3 separate regions of the Homo sapiens genome follow, and all the other regions are linked to region 1. The links are chromatin loops, found by intact Hi-C in ENCODE. Cell type or tissue: ascending aorta. All regions are shown on one strand. Region 1 overlaps PLXNA4 (plexin A4). Region 2 holds the start of PLXNA4-AS1 (PLXNA4 antisense RNA 1). Region 3 has its middle 5.0 kb from the start of PLXNA4.

Region 1 (5,000 bases):
TAACAGGCAAGGTGGGCATCCCCTCCACATCCCCTCTCCTCTCCCCTTGCTAGAAAACCCATATGCTTCTGCAAAGCAGGTGAGACGAGGCATGGGGGAGGGGAGGACATCGGCACAGACAGGGAAACCAAGGGACACTGCAGGAAAGCCTCCAGGTGACATGGGAGGCCCCATGTACCCCAAGTGCCCTGCATGAGCTGCCTTCTGCCTGCCCCCACCAGAGAACCCTGCAGTGAAGGGACAAATTCCTAATAGCGGGGACGTCCCAGGAGGGTCCCTTTCCTGGGGCTCTGGCCCAAAGAGCCAGCACCTTTGATGCTTTCCCAAAGATCTCATAGCAGGGACCCCATTCTACCCACTCAGGCTGAAATCAGTGGGAAGTCCCTATGCTCTCCCCATCTGGCTCTCCCTAGCTTTCTGGGGGTGATGGATGGCTCAAGAGTTGCAATTTTTGTTCTGTTAAGAAAGCACAAACAATCCGATGCCAGGAGGCGAGGACCTTGCTCCCTGTTGGCGCCTGGTGCAATCCCCAGGGAGCTCTACCAGTGTCAGCAGAGAAAGGGAAAACAGCTGGGTCTCTAGGGCCCGAGAGCAGGCGGGAGATTTATTATTTTGGGGTGATTAAACCGAAGCTTCCAACACCTCAGTGAGTGTTTCCTTCTTGCTACCCCTGCTACTCAGACACAGGAACCGTATGGGGCAGCCTGGCTCCCGGTGGTCCCCTCTGTCCCGGTCCTTGAGACCACTGCCAAGACACTGCCTCCATCAGACGGCCAAGCTCTGGCCAGCCTCCAGGTCCTCGCCTACCTCCCACTCCATTCCCTGTCTGCAATTGTTTCCAATCAGTTTAGGAAACAGCTCTGAGAACAATTAGAAAAGATAACGAGGAAGAATTACATAATTACAGTTCTCCTAGATCTCAGGCACTTCAGGGGAAAAGAAAAAGGCTGAACTGAGTCCAAACAGGGACCAATGTGAGGAAAAGATGGTACTTCTGGAAAGCTTTCGGGGTGCAAGGGCTTAGACCCTGAAGGAGAGTGGGAAGGACAAAGGCACTCCTATGTCTGCCTGCTGGTCAGCTGGGGGCTGCCTCCAGCTCAGGGCCTCAAAGGACGGCTCAGAAAGTCCTCATGCAATGCAGACCTCTCTGTGGAATAGCCATGTAGACTACAGAACCACGTCCCCCTTCAAGATCATGCAGCCCAAACTTCTCATTGTCAAGATGAGAAAGACCAAGAGAGAAAAGGTCTTGCCCCAAGCCAACAGAACTCAGGACTCCAAGCCCCAGGCCAACACTTTGTCCATGTGCAGGCTCCTTAACTTCTGTCTTTGGTCCCTGGGTTACAATTCACTGGTCCCACCCACTGGACAGCTGGGAAATTCTACCTTCTTGACCAAAATGGATGGGTATAGGAAGAACTTTGCCCTCTAGAGTAAAGATGGGCAAACTTTTCCCAGGAAGGGTCAGATAAATAGTTTAAGTTTTATGGGCCATGCAATCTCTGTAGCAACAACTCAACTTTGCCATCACACCACGAAAGCAGGCACAGACAATATATAAACAGGTAAGCATGGCTGTGTTCTAGCAAAACTGTATTTGCAGACACTGTAACTTGAATTTCATATTATTTTCACATGCCATGATATATTGTTCTTTTGATTTTTTTCAACCATTTCAAAACATAAAAATCATTCTTCACTTGTGAGCTATAAAAACAAGTGGCAAACAAGATCCAGTCCATGGGTTGGAGTTTGCCGACTGTTGCTCTAGGATGTTGCTAGAAGACTTTGTGCTTCTCTGATTATTCCACACCCAGAGTTTAACCATTCCTTGACTCCATAAACCCAGCATGGTATTTAGAACAAGGCTTGATGGTCAGTCTTTTCTAGGTCACATTGCCGTGGTAGGCCAGGCTATTACCAACTATGCAAGCCCTCAGGAAATCATCCTACGAGGTTTACTCAAGACACCTCTGACGTCTGTGAGAACCCAGTCCCCAGGAGCAGAGTGGGCAGCTGGATGACAGCTTTCCCTAGATGGGCAAACAATCCCTCCCCAGAAGAATATGGAAGAGGAATTGCGTCTCAATCTGCCCCTCTCTATGCAGAGGGTATTTGTGGCATATGAGGTAATAAGAGACCAACATCCTGAGTTTCTATGCAGCACAACCTAACTTACCACTGTCTTCTCCTACTGCCTCTCCGTTTAGCAACAGGGAGTACCAAGTATCTTCATTCATTCAAAACCAGCATATTGAGTGAATGCCTATTCTGGCATCATGCCAGAGGAAAATCAGGCACAGGATATCAGACACATACAGACATCAAGTCTCTATGCGGTTAGTACCCTGACAGCAGGGACATTACTCCTCTTCTGCACCCAGCACCCAGCACCGCATGAGGCACACAGGAGAAGCTCAGGAAATGCTGAGTGAATTAGTAAATCAATGTGCAAGATGGAAATGGTTAAGTAGCACAAGGCAGATCAAATCCTATGCAAGCAGAGAGGAGGGAGAATTAGGTCCAGCTGAGGAAGCCAAGAAAGGGCCAATGACAGAGGGGGCAGTTGAGCTAAGCCTGACAAGATGAGTCGGATTAGGGTATGCACAGTTGGGGCACAGAGAAAGAGGAGAGAAAAATTCCAGCCAGAAAGAACAACTAGCAAGGCATGATGGTGTCTATAAGAACATGCATAGCTGAGGTTGCAGTCTTCATGCCTCTTGAGGAGTAATAGCTTGAGTGCTAACAACCCAGAGTTAAGCTGTTTCTAGATTGTTGAGGGCCAAGAAAGTCAGGCAAAAGAGTTTAAACATCTGTAGGTGGTAGGAGGCATTGAATCTTCTGAGCAAAGATGGTTGGGTGGCAATGAGATTAGGAAAGTGAACATGGTGGCAGAGTACATAAGGACTGGATAAGCAAGGAGTCTCTTTAAAGAAACCCTAAACTAGGACAGGAGCAGCAGCCTCGGCCACACCGCTGGGTGAAGCGGAAGAGTGGCTGTGGGCCAGCGGGAGGAGGTGGGACTTGTAAAGTGATTCATGGTTATGAGTGTAGACCCGGGAATCAGATAAACTGGGCTCAAGTCCAACTCCAGCACTTACTCCCTGTAAATGATCAGTCCTTTCTAGAACCCAGTTTCCCTATCTGTAAAACCGAGGCAATAAAATGGAGTCATCATCTCACAGGGTCCATGTGAAGCTGAGATGTGGTTAAACATGTGAAGTGCTTACCCTCGTGCCCTGCATGGAGCAGATTCTCAATAGAAATTTGCTAATCTTGGTCAAATTCTGTCCATTGGCCAGGAGTCCCAGTCAGGCCAGAGAAGCTTGTTTTTGCCAGAGAGGTGGAAGGGTAGTTGACCACAGTCCACAATCACTCCCCACCTCCCCTCTCCCCCTCCCAATCCTGGGTGGTAAGGCACACACCACATCCTCAGGAAGCTGACATACACCCTCCTCGTCACTCCTCAGCCAGCTAGTGAAAACCAACAACCAGAAATGTGCAGTCCCATGTGGGGACCTTTGTCAGGCAAGTCAATGTGCTCAACAGAAAACTCATAGCCCCAACACTGTGAGAGGGAAGGAGGAAGGGAGGGGGAAGACGTGACTCAGAAGTTAAATGCCTTCTTTCTTAGAACACAGGAGTGTCACAGCATTCAAGCCAAGACCTCTGACCTGCAAGACATCTGACCTGCAAGAGGGCTCACTTTTGGGAACCCTCATGCTCACGATTTAGGCCTCTGACCTGCTAGGAACATGATCAGCATCTTGGCAGAGAGAGCACAGGCCCTGCATCCAGGCAGCCATGAGCTCTGGTCTTGGCCTCAGCGCTCCCTGGCCATGTGACTACGTAAATAAGGACATCAGTTAAATAAGGGTACGTGAGATAATGTGTGTTCAGCACAGACCGTAGCCCAGTGCTACAGAGGAATCTGGAATTTGGAGACACGGTTGCTCACACCTGAGACGAGGATAGGACCTCGCCTCTCATAATCAATGCCTGCCTGAGACCTTGGTTTCTGCTTAGGTGGAAGTGGTTTTAACCAGGCTCAGACCCTCCTCATACTGCCTACTGGTGGCCTCTGTCATGAGCTCTCCCCCACACCTTTTTAGATGGCTCCTCTGTCTTCCTTTGCGTGGAGGTTCTGTGTTTCTCCACAATAGTAGTCTCTTCTCTTCCCTGGTCCAATTACAGCCCACCCTCCTCACTCCAAGAAGCTGGGTATCCCATCCCTGCATCTAACGGGGTACCAGAACTGGTGACGGACGACTCACCAGTCACTCGTGGCATTCTCTAAGAAGCCTTTAGTTAGTCCTCTCTGCAACTCCCTTCGAATCCCGTTTATGAGTGACCAGTCTCCCAAAAGCAAGAATGCCAGTCCAAGAAAGCAGGAATGGGGATTTGAGAAAAAGAAGAAAATAAATGTGTTTCTGTGCTCAGGGAAGCTCTCCACACAACACAGCTCAACTTCCTACTCCTGCATTGCCATCTGGTTGCTACTGGCAACCAGGCAATCATATTTTTCTAGTCCCAGATATAATCATCATAATCAATATAGGGTATTTATCCCACTCCTTGGTTCCAAGGAACTCAAAGATTTTCACATCTATTATTCTTCCTTCACTAACGTGAGGGAGAGAAGGGGAGGAGGTCTGCTTGTTGATGGGGTGTGGGGAAGGACTATTTCACAGATGGAAAAACTGAGGGAATGGGTAAGAAGGAGGCTGTGGGAACATCTCTTAAGAAAACAGTATTGCTAAAAGCAGTTTGCATTTGGATAGTGCGTTCACTTTTGAATAAAAGTGAAAAAAATCTCATCTAATTTTTACAACATCCCTCTAAAGTAGGTTCATTTATCGTATAGACAAAGCCCCCAAAAGTAAAGGATCTTTCCAGAAACACACCACTAGAAATGACATTGCCTAAACTCCTAGGCCTTTCGAGTCCCTTTTAGCATTTTTTTCCCGCAGCATCTCTGCAAACAAGTACAGTACATTGTT
Region 2 (5,000 bases), 79 kb before region 1:
AACTGGGTCCAGCCAAAACAGGGTGTGGGGGTAGGGGGCTGGTGGGGTCGGAGGAGTGGCTGCAACCCTGCCTGGTGTGTGCAGGGAGCCAACACAGGGAGGGCTACCAAGGGGGGCCACTGCCAGGAATTGCAGCATTTTTGTGCTGGACAGAGCTGCCTCAGGGCATCTCATTCCCACTCCTAGATGTAATTGATCATATTTGGAAAGGCCCTCAGGGACAGGAAACTTGATAAATTCCCATTCCAATGTTTCACGACCCTGACAGTAAAGGAGCTCATCCTAATAATGAAGCTACAGGCTGCTTCCCACAGTTTAAATGCATTTCCCCTTCTGATGTCCTTCGTGGAGATCAGGAACAGCTGGTCACTCTCCTCCCCATGATAACCCCTCTTATATTGAGGATGGGTATCCTGTTGCTTTTCACCCCTTGCTGCTTCTTATTAATAAAAAAAAATAAAACTCCAATTTCTGTATCTTGCCATCAAATGCCCTTTTCCTTTGTCCCAACTCAACCCATCATCACCGTCCTTTTTTTTAAGTATATTTTTTCTTCTGACCTTGTTGCAAAATTGATGGCTCAGGAGTAAATATCATTCCCATTGTACCATCCCAAAAATGGAGGCATACACATTAGGACCAGGTGAAGGGAAGGAAATGAATGTGTGCTGCAGCCCTCCCCTTTGTAAGCTGTTCCCCACATTCTCTGAGTGAATCTTCAAAATCCCAACCTCCTGTTCACAAATCCAGAAGTTAAGATTCAGATAAGTAAGGGGTTCAAGATGATCTGGTTAATCATCACCACAGCTGAGGTTTAAATTCTGTTCACAAGTTAATTGTTTATTAACTTGCAGACCAGTTCAGATCAAGAATACATTAACTCAGGGCCAGGTGCGGTGGCTCACACCTGTAATCCCAGCACTTTGGGATGCTGAGGCAGGCAGATCACTTGAGGTCAGGAGTTTGAGACCAGCCTGGCCAACATGGTGAAACCCTCATCTCTACTAAAAAATACAAAAGTTAGCTGAGCATGGTGGTGCGCACCTGTAGTCCCAGCTACTTGGGAGGCTGAGGCATGAGAATTGCTTGAACCAGAGGTGGAGACTGCATTGAGCCAAGATTGTGCCACTGCACTCCAGCCTGGGCAACAGACTGGGAGTCTGTCTCAAAAAATAAAAATAAAAAATAAAAAAATAAAAGAATACATTAACTCCATTCAGAGAAATGCAAATCATAGCGTCAATGAGCAGGAGATGCCATTTCCCACCCGCTGGGATGGCTAGAGTAAAGGATAGAAAATGACAAGTGTTGGTGAGGGTGTGCAGCAATTGGAACCCTCACACATTGCTGGTGGGAATGGAAGTGAGGTGGCTGCTTTGGAAAACAGCCTGGCACCTTCTCAAGTGGTGAAATAGATTTACTATATGATCCCAAAATTCCACTCCTTGAAATATATGCAAGACAAATGAAAACATATATCCAGACAAAAATGTATACACAAATGTTCATAGCAGCATTATTCAGAATAGCCAAAAAAGGAAACAATGCAAAAGTCCATCAGATAAAGAATGGGTGAATAAAATGTGGTATATCCATACAATGGAATATTAGTGGCAAGGAAAAGGAATGAAGTACTGATCCATGCTACAATGTGGCTAAACCTTGAAAGCATTATGCTGAGTAAGAAAGAAGCCAGACACAAAAGGCTACATATAAGATTCCTTTTATACACAATGTCCAGAATAGACAAATGTACAGAGAAAGATAGATTAGTGGCTACCTAGGGCTGGGGGCCATGTGGAGCTGGAGAGGGTGATGGCTAAGGGATTTGAGCTGTCTTTTTGCAGCAATAAGAATGTTCTAAAATTGATTGTGGTGATGGTTGTGCAACTCTGTAATTATAGTAAAAGCTACTGAATTGCAAAAGCCATTGACTTGTACTCTTTAAATAGGTGAATTATACCAAATGTGAATATATCTCATTAAAGCTGTTTTTTAAGAGTACTTTAAATTCAAAAACTCTGCTTTTTAAATGTTTGAGAATCCTTTGTCCTTATAAAGAATTGATTCAAAGTTCCATAAAGCGGATTCAGTTTCCAGATTGTGTTGATAAGACTTGCCCATGGCTGGCCACCCCGTCATCTCTAGCAGAGGGTGTGTGAGAATGGCCGTTGGCTCCAGCTTCCTGGGAGGGGAGACCCAAGGCCCAGGAAGAAAGCGATGAGTCCTTTCTCATCCAAAGGTGCATGCCCAAGATACCTGCTTTGAGGTACTTCCCATCCACCTTCTCCATTACAATGGAAGGCAACAAAGCCAACAGGAAGCACCTTGTCCATGTGCACCATGAGTCAAGTCACATGTAGGACCCAGCCAAGGACCTAGAGTCCCTGCCACATCCCAGAACCACACTTAGGTAGCAGGTACCAGGCCTCTGAGCTGGAAGCAATGTGGGGGAAGATGCGCCCACCTCCTGCTCACTCCTGCCTCTCTTGGTCATTCCACAGAGTTCCAGAGAAAGAGATAAAGGAGACAAAGAAAGAAAAGAAGAAAAGAGCATGCAGAGACCAGTTGGAAAATAAAAGGGGGCCAATTCCCTCTTATTAAGCCTGTTATTAGGCTGCGAATCAAATTAAACCACAGGGCTTTCCACTTACAGAGTGCTATTTTAAGGCTTATTAGACTATATTAGGATTGGCATACATTTCCACTGACATAATATCGGCCTTTAATTGGATTTAAGGGCGAGGAGGCTGCATTCAGCTGGAATAGGGTCCCTGCAAGGAGAAACTTGCTATTCTCCTCACAGCTTCCCCACTTCCCCTGCTGGCTGCCATCCCAGGGGCTGGGCAGACCCTGTAACCCTTTCAGATCCAAAACACAGCTTTTTTCCTCCTCCTCCTCCTCTGATAAGTGCCCAGAGGCCGAAGCAGGCCCCCCTCTCGCCTACGTGTGCCCATCCCTGACTGGCCAGCTTCCGGTACTCGGTGGCTGTAGGAGGTGCAGAGCTGTGCGTGCCTGCCGAGGCTGGGCAGCAGACTTCAGACTGTGAGTAGAGCCCCAGGGAGGGAGGCCAGCCTCCCCCTCCTGCTTCCAAGCTGCCGTGGGCGAGATTGGCAGTGGGAGGTGCAGGAGTTTTTCATGGGACAGTGATGAAAAGGGGGACTTGGGGTTGGAAGCAGAGTTTACCTTGACCTTTGAATCTCCTCCCATCCCCTGCCTGGTCAATCCTTGAAAGACCCTCAGGGGCACGTGGTAGAACCTGAATACAGGAGGGATATGGGAAAAAGTTCACACACTATGGGGAAGCGAACACTCTCCGGGCTGGTGGCAGTTTCCAGACACTTGTGACCAACTTCTCAAAGCTGCAGCATCCTCCTACGTAAAATAGGAACACGCTTTCCTTCCACTCGGGATTGCTTTGAGAATTAATTGAGATAATACAGCTAAAGTGGTGAGTAGGAGGCTTAATAACGTTTAGTGCCTTCTCCCCTTTGCTGTACAAATTTCAGATCTTTCTACCAAAAGGCATCATAAAAGTAACAGACCTCACCAGTCAAGTACGTTGCAAAATAATCTTGGGAGGGGAAATATCTTGGTACAGAGACAAGTATGTATGAAATATCACTTCCCAAAATATTGCTCAAACATGAAAAAAAAATCCCAAATTCCTTAACATTTTCCACTAATATATGTGAACGTCGCCTGCTCCCACTTGCCAAGATGTTTCTTGGCTATACTTTGATGTCTTCAATTTCCACGCTTGTTTTTAGCTCTTCTGCCAGAGCCATGTGCTTGTTTATTTTTACTACATTTTTATGACGTTTCTGCTATTGCAATAAGTTTTGCATTATTAGTTTTATCAAATAACAGAATGTCTGGTTGGCTGGCTGAGATTTATTGGCCCAGTTTTTATGGCTCCATCCCAGAACACTTTTTGTGATTACTTTCTAAGTTGTTCTTAGATCCATTCTTAAATATGTGCTTATTCCTTTATTAAATCACATCTGAGGACTAATTGTTATGGTATAAACTTAGCATCAGTGCAATGCCAATTGCTATAATCTTACCATTATTACTTAATCACAGGTTTGTGTACTCGGTTCTATGCAACATATATATATATATATGTTGGAAAAGTTGCTTGGAAAGCTGAAATTTACAAACTGCATTTCTTCCTATATTCACTAGGAAGTTTCTCCTCCTAATACATATTATCTCACCTTGAAATATCTGTTTGGCAAGTTCTGTTTATTTGGGATGTTGACTTTCCTGAAGCTCGAGGAAAACCTTATTACAAAACAAAACAAAAAAACACAAGCATGATTTATTTCATCCCTGCATTAGCTTCCTCTGCTGTTCTTATTTGACCCAATAAGTCTATGAATGACTTGGTTCTATGGTTGAGAGGCAGAGAAAGGATGAATTTCCTCCATTTATTATGGGGAGAACTTGAGGTGGGGGGCAAGCAGTATCTTGCTCAGCCCTGCAATGAGGTGTCAGTTGTCCTGTTTTCTGCAAGGAAGGTCCTCATAGCCTGGCAATAATGAAGTCTGTTGTGCTTCTTGAAAGCTTTGCAACCCCTGAAAGTCTGAATTCTTTTCAAGTCAGATCTGTTTTCCTCATGGAGCCTGAGCCCAGGGTTTTCTTCTCCCGTCCAACCCCCAACACATGTCCTCATTGCTCACTGACCCCCAGAGAGTTCCACATCAGTAAGAGTGGGACCTCCTGGAATGTTCCCCCAAGGGGACATCAAAGGAGCAACTGTCCTGGCGGGTTTGGATTAATGGCATCTGAATCATTACAGCCAGAAATGTGTATGCCTGTAAGCCTGGGGCACCAACAGTGTGTGCGTGTGTGTGTGTGTGTGTGAGTGCACTGCACACTGAGCCTGTGCATATTAAGGGGTTTAAATCAGGAATGAGCGCAAATCCACAAACATGTATCCCTGTGAACTCACGGTACTCACAATTTAGCCAGGAGGAGTTTTTATTTGAAACCCA
Region 3 (5,000 bases), 150 kb after region 1:
CTGCCTCTTGAACATCCTTCCAGGGTGGAGGAAGCCCAGGGCCAAATGCCTCTCTCTGCAAGACTGGGATTAGCACAAGGCCAGCCGGGCACTGAGGATACAAAATCCAAGGAGGCCCTGTCACCCCAAGGTCCATGTAAGGTTTGCATCACCTGATCCTGACACTGCTTCTAGGTGTCCCTTTTAAAATTGCTGCATGGGTCCATCACGGCCCATTTCCAGAAGTGACAGCCCGGATAGCCCCATGAAAGTCCCTAATGGGTTACTTAAGGAATATCGTTCAATTAAAGGCGCGGGGGAGACTCCTTTCAAACTTCTGTTGGCCACTCAGCTTTCAGGGTATGTCATAAAATGCTGAAAGGAAGGGGGGAAGGTGAGAAAACAACTCTGTCTCAATTCTCAGTCATTCTAGCATGTATTTTTAATACAATCTGATTGTCTTTTTCCTCCTCATATCGGTTGTATTTGTGTGTGTGTGCGTGTGTGTGTGTGTGTGCGTGTGTGTGTGAATATGGCTTGAGTTCCAGGCCCATTTCCTGATGGATGGACGGGAAGTCAAAGACCTTTTTTTTTTTTTTTTTCCAGAGGTGGCAAATAAAATGTGTTTATTATTCTTTATCTCCTGCCTAGTGTGTGGTGTCATTTATTTTCATTCAAAGAAATGAATGCCATGTGGTGCCTGAAGAGTAATAACAGAGCCAAATGACAGGGAAGACACACAGCAAAAAGCTGGACCAGCCACGGGCAGGTGAGGGGCCCAGCGAGCTCTCCCGTTGTTAATGGGGCCAGGGGCCATATCTCAAATTGCCTTTCCCCGGTTGCCTTCCACTGAATAACACGGTAAAAGGCATACCAAAGGGGGCAGTTATCATATTATCGGAAGGAGGAGTAGAAAGGGTCAAATTAGCTGCAGTAGAGGATTTTTTTTTTTCAGTGATGACCCATTGGATTGACTCCCTTAAGTTAGGAGAATGGAATGGGGTGGGATGAGTAGGGCCTCTACATTGGAAGTTAGAAAACACATGTCCTACTCCTGGCTCTGTCATTGGCCAGCTTTACAATTTGGAGCGGGTCACGTCCTCTCAATGATACCTCATCTCTCACCTGACACATTCGCCCCTTAGAGTTGCAATGACATTCAAAGGACATACCATCTTATTAATGTGCTTTGAAACTCTAAGGTAGGTACAAAACACATGTAGGGAATTAGAGTCGCTTTCCAGATGAATGTATCTTTTTATTTTTTTCAAATAGAATGATACAATGAGGGTAGGCCTTCTGCTATCTTGTCCCCACCCCAAGAATAAATACACAGGCAAAAGCAGCATCTTACCACAGTTCAAAATGTGTTTCTGCATTAGGTACAAGATCTTCTGGCTCTCACACCTCCTCTACCCCCTCTCCCTTGGTGAGGGCTAAGGGAGACACAAGTAGGACCATCTAGGTGTCCCCTACTGACAATGGCTCTGTGAGTCACTCCCTCTACCTCTTGCCTGGTCGTGAAACTGGTTATGTCATTGTCTGGACCCATGGCCACAAGAGGGAGAAGCTAAATGGCACATTGCTTCAGAGAGTCCTGTTTTCTAAAGAAGCTATGTCTGTGGGACTTGGGTTGGGGTTTATTGCTGGGTTTAGACAGAAAAAGTATTGGTTCATCTCCCACAGCTGAATAAAAGGACCAGTTTAATAGGAAAGAGGAGAAGAAACTCTTAAGTTTCCCCTCACTTAGCTACCACCATTTTATTAGCCTAGGAACAGTGCTGCTATTTAAGTTGATAAAAGCCAGATTTGCTCGTTAAATAAATCACCAGAGCCTGGTGGTGCTAGAGAGACATTTTCTTTCCCCCAAGAGCTGCCCCCATGGCTGGGTCTTGTACCTTGCACTGGATAGAAAAACCACAGGCAGGCAGTCAGCAGCTTAAAAACCTAAATTGTGGCGCCACCTGCAGGACAGCAGGAATATCATCAGTATCCCACAGCTCAGCAGAGGAGGCAAGAGGAGCCTTCCGCAGTGACACAGGTGAGGCCAGGGTGCCCTCTGGCCCCTGCTTTCTGCATGTGTCACCACATGTCCACAGCACACTCCAGCAGCCTTTAATCTGCATCCTCCTTGAATGCTGCCATTTCGAGGGATGGGCAGCAGCTCTCAAGATTCTCAGTCCATTCAAACTAACTTATTCTTCCATCTGTCTCCTAAGGGACTAAGTGGACCTCTAAGCCAAGGGTTCTGTCTTCAAGACTGGACCATGGAACAGTAAAACAGAAAGGAGAAGTGACTGCCTTTCAAGGAAGATGAGGGGAGGAACATCCTTGTGTCACCACAGGGCCTACTAGTAAGTTGAACTTGGTGGCTGGGTATTCTCAGTAGACCCAACTGTTCCAGGCTTCCCTAGCATGTGGGTGCAAATCAGCACAGAGATATTAACATCCGAATTTCAACTCCCAGCCTTTTCTGCTCAGATAAAACTTTGGCCACCACTGAAAAACCCCTCCCTGTCTCCTCCCATTATGTCAGAGACCGCCACTGGTGGGTGTGCTTAGGAACAAGTCTGACCATTTCATTCACCACAAGTACCCTCTTGGAAATCCACTGCCCATGAGCCATTTGATGGAAGGACATCTCTGCATTGCCAGCTCTGTGGTTGCCCTCTGCAAGGGCACCTCCACCCGGCTGCACTGCTGGACATGGCAAGCTCTGCTGCCGTGCCATGGCTTTCCAAGCCACACCGGGGGGTTGGTGTTTAGGTGGGGAGGACACCCCTCTCCTCCTACACACACACACACACACTGTGGATCTTGATCCTCTGGGCACCAAAATAACTCCCATGCCTCCCATGGTCCAAGTCTTACTCCCCTTCCTCCCCAGACCCTTTCATCCACTGCCCCCTCTCCAGAATGCTTCCTTCTCTTTCAACTAACAAAAACAACAAACAAACAAACAAACAAAACTTGTCTTTTTAACCGCAGAAACCAGAAGTTAGAGGATATTGTGAGGTAAGGGGAGATGGAGGGAGGGAGGGGGTGTGACTTAACTCCATTGGCCAGAAAGAAGAGAGTCCCAGATCTGGCCAGAGCCATGTCTTGCTACAACAAGAAAGGAGAAATACCTCAGTGTAACCCTTCTTGGGGTTAAGTCCTGGGAGGCACAAGGTCCCGTAGTATGCCTGCATTACAAGGACTGGATACAATTCACGTCTCCCACATGGCACCTCTCTCTTGGCACTGCCTAGTACACTGGCTAAGTAGTTTAAATGAGTCACTTGGCCCCTCTGACTGGGGTGCACATAACAGAAAAGGCCTCAAGTTGTTTTCCTTGTGATGAAGATGGATTCGTGCTGATGGGTTGAATGCTCTTGCCTGGTAACACATTTACAAGATGGTTGCCAGGTGGTCTGAGTGTAAGCTGTTCTAAGTGACTGTGGTTGCCAGCCTCCAAAATGGCCCCAGTGACTCTCAACCAGAGGTATTCATGCCCTCATACAGTCTGCTCCCATGCTGAATCAGAGCTGACTTAAGTGACCATGAAGTGACAGTGTCCAAGGCTAGGTCAAAAAAAGACATTTTAGCTCCCAGCTTGGTCTCTTTAGTCCCTTGGACCTGCCATGTGTTGAGAAACTGAGCTACCCACCAACAACCAGTGCCAGCTTGCCAGCCCCATGAGTGAGCCACCCTAGGAGCCCATCCTCCAGCCCCAGTTAAGCCTTCAGATGATTTCAGCCTTCAGAAGTTTCCAACTGAGGTCCCAGACATCATGGAGCAGAGATAAGATATGGTTTTATGCCAGAGATTTGTTATGCAGTAGCAGATAATAAACACAGTGATTTGCAGGGAAGATATCATTCCTCTGACCTTGACCTCATTAACCTCTTAAGCTTATTATTTGAGCCCACTTGGCTGTAGAATAAGAAGGACAAAGTGGGGCATGCTTGATGCATGATAGTCTCATACTGGGCAGGACTGGGCACCAATAGATGTCCTGCCAGTCACTCCCTTCAGAGCTCCGGGGTTAAACCTCTTAGTACATCTCAGTGTGTTACACAGAAATGAGAAAACCCAATGAAGAGGCTTGAAAGCATCCACAAACAGAATACTGAAATCCAGCACTCACTTAAGATGGGCCATCGTCAGTTCAGTTCCAGAGTATTGGCCATCAGAGACATTCAAGAGAGAGGCAGAAAGTTGTGCCGAGTCCTGTTCACTTTCACGAGCTGTCTGGCACCTGCCTCTGCCAGAGAGCCTTTTGGAGGTGAGGTTGAATGGGGCTCCAGGGTGAGTCCTTGCACCCACCAAGCACCAGGCCCAGTGGTGCTGAAAGTGTTCCCTACATCTGATCCTAACCCGTGCTACACCACAGGGCAGGAGGGAGGCCCAAGGATGCTTCCTATAGATGGCAGGTAGAGTAAAAAGAGACTAGAAGCGAGATGTGATTGAAAGCTGATCGTCCACTTTCCCTCCACACCATTCTCCTTGAGGACTTCTCGCATCACCTTCTCTCCTGTGCCCTCAGCAGCTTCCAGAGAGCTCAGTGGAGCCTGCAAGCTATCAGCAGGGCCAAGGCATATACAAGGATTAGGACGAGAGAAGAAGGGAAGAAAGAGGCAAAGAAGAAGAATGAAGGGACAGGAGTGCCTATGCAAAGCAGAGAAAGAGCCGCAGACAGTTGCCTTAGGGATTCTGAGGACAGTGCTTAGGCCCAAGGTGACCTCTCTCCACTTTAGTGTCTGCCTCCAGGACTCTGTGGCCTGGCTCCATTCTCCTTCTGGCCCTATTTTCCTGGCCAGGCCCTATATTCTTCCTCTGTTTTTAAAGGGCTTTCTCCTAACGCACGCCTGCTGACTGTAACCTTCACAAATGTGAGATGTCCCTTGTGGAGTCCAGAGAGAGCAGGGACCCTCGAAGCCTGAAGTCCACAGAGGTGTGTGGTAGCACATGAGGGTTGGGGAGGGCCAATCGTGCCATATCTTCCCAACTCTGCAACCAGCGATGCCAGGCCAGCTGCT

Evidence for each region. A loop is a pair of places that touch in the nucleus more often than their neighbours do. Peaks named below come from ENCODE experiments on the same cell type or tissue, not always from the same donor. Only the 100,000 strongest peaks of a DNase experiment are listed, where the experiment ranks them.
Region 2: it touches region 1 in a loop (2.3-fold over the local background); 2 of 110 quality-filtered maps call a loop at or near these places.
Region 3: it touches region 1 in a loop (2.7-fold over the local background); 3 of 110 quality-filtered maps call a loop at or near these places.

What each region holds. Positions count from the first base shown.
Region 1 is chr7:132,427,935-132,432,934 of GRCh38, forward strand. All of the region lies in intron 3 of PLXNA4 (plexin A4), which reads right to left. Among named protein-coding and RNA genes, the nearest start is that of PLXNA4-AS1, 78 kb to the left of the region's middle. In ascending aorta, no CTCF peak of the experiment used is centred here; DNase peaks (open chromatin) are centred at 526, 3,037 and 3,569; H3K27ac peaks cover 2,308 bases.
Region 2 is chr7:132,349,337-132,354,336 of GRCh38, forward strand. All of the region lies in intron 3 of PLXNA4 (plexin A4), which reads right to left. It overlaps PLXNA4-AS1 (PLXNA4 antisense RNA 1), which reads left to right and starts at 2,998. Exons shown (of 2, transcript NR_199030.1): 1 at 2,998-3,045. RefSeq lists enhancers at 2,487-3,022, 3,023-3,557. In ascending aorta, no CTCF peak of the experiment used is centred here; DNase peaks (open chromatin) are centred at 3,035 and 3,782; H3K4me3 peaks cover 1,293 bases; H3K27ac peaks cover 2,247 bases.
Region 3 is chr7:132,578,960-132,583,959 of GRCh38, forward strand. It overlaps a transcript of PLXNA4 not described here. Among named protein-coding and RNA genes, the nearest start is that of PLXNA4, 5.0 kb to the left of the region's middle. RefSeq lists a silencer at 1,844-2,013. In ascending aorta, a CTCF peak has its summit at 1,956 (motif pointing left); a DNase peak (open chromatin) is centred at 1,942.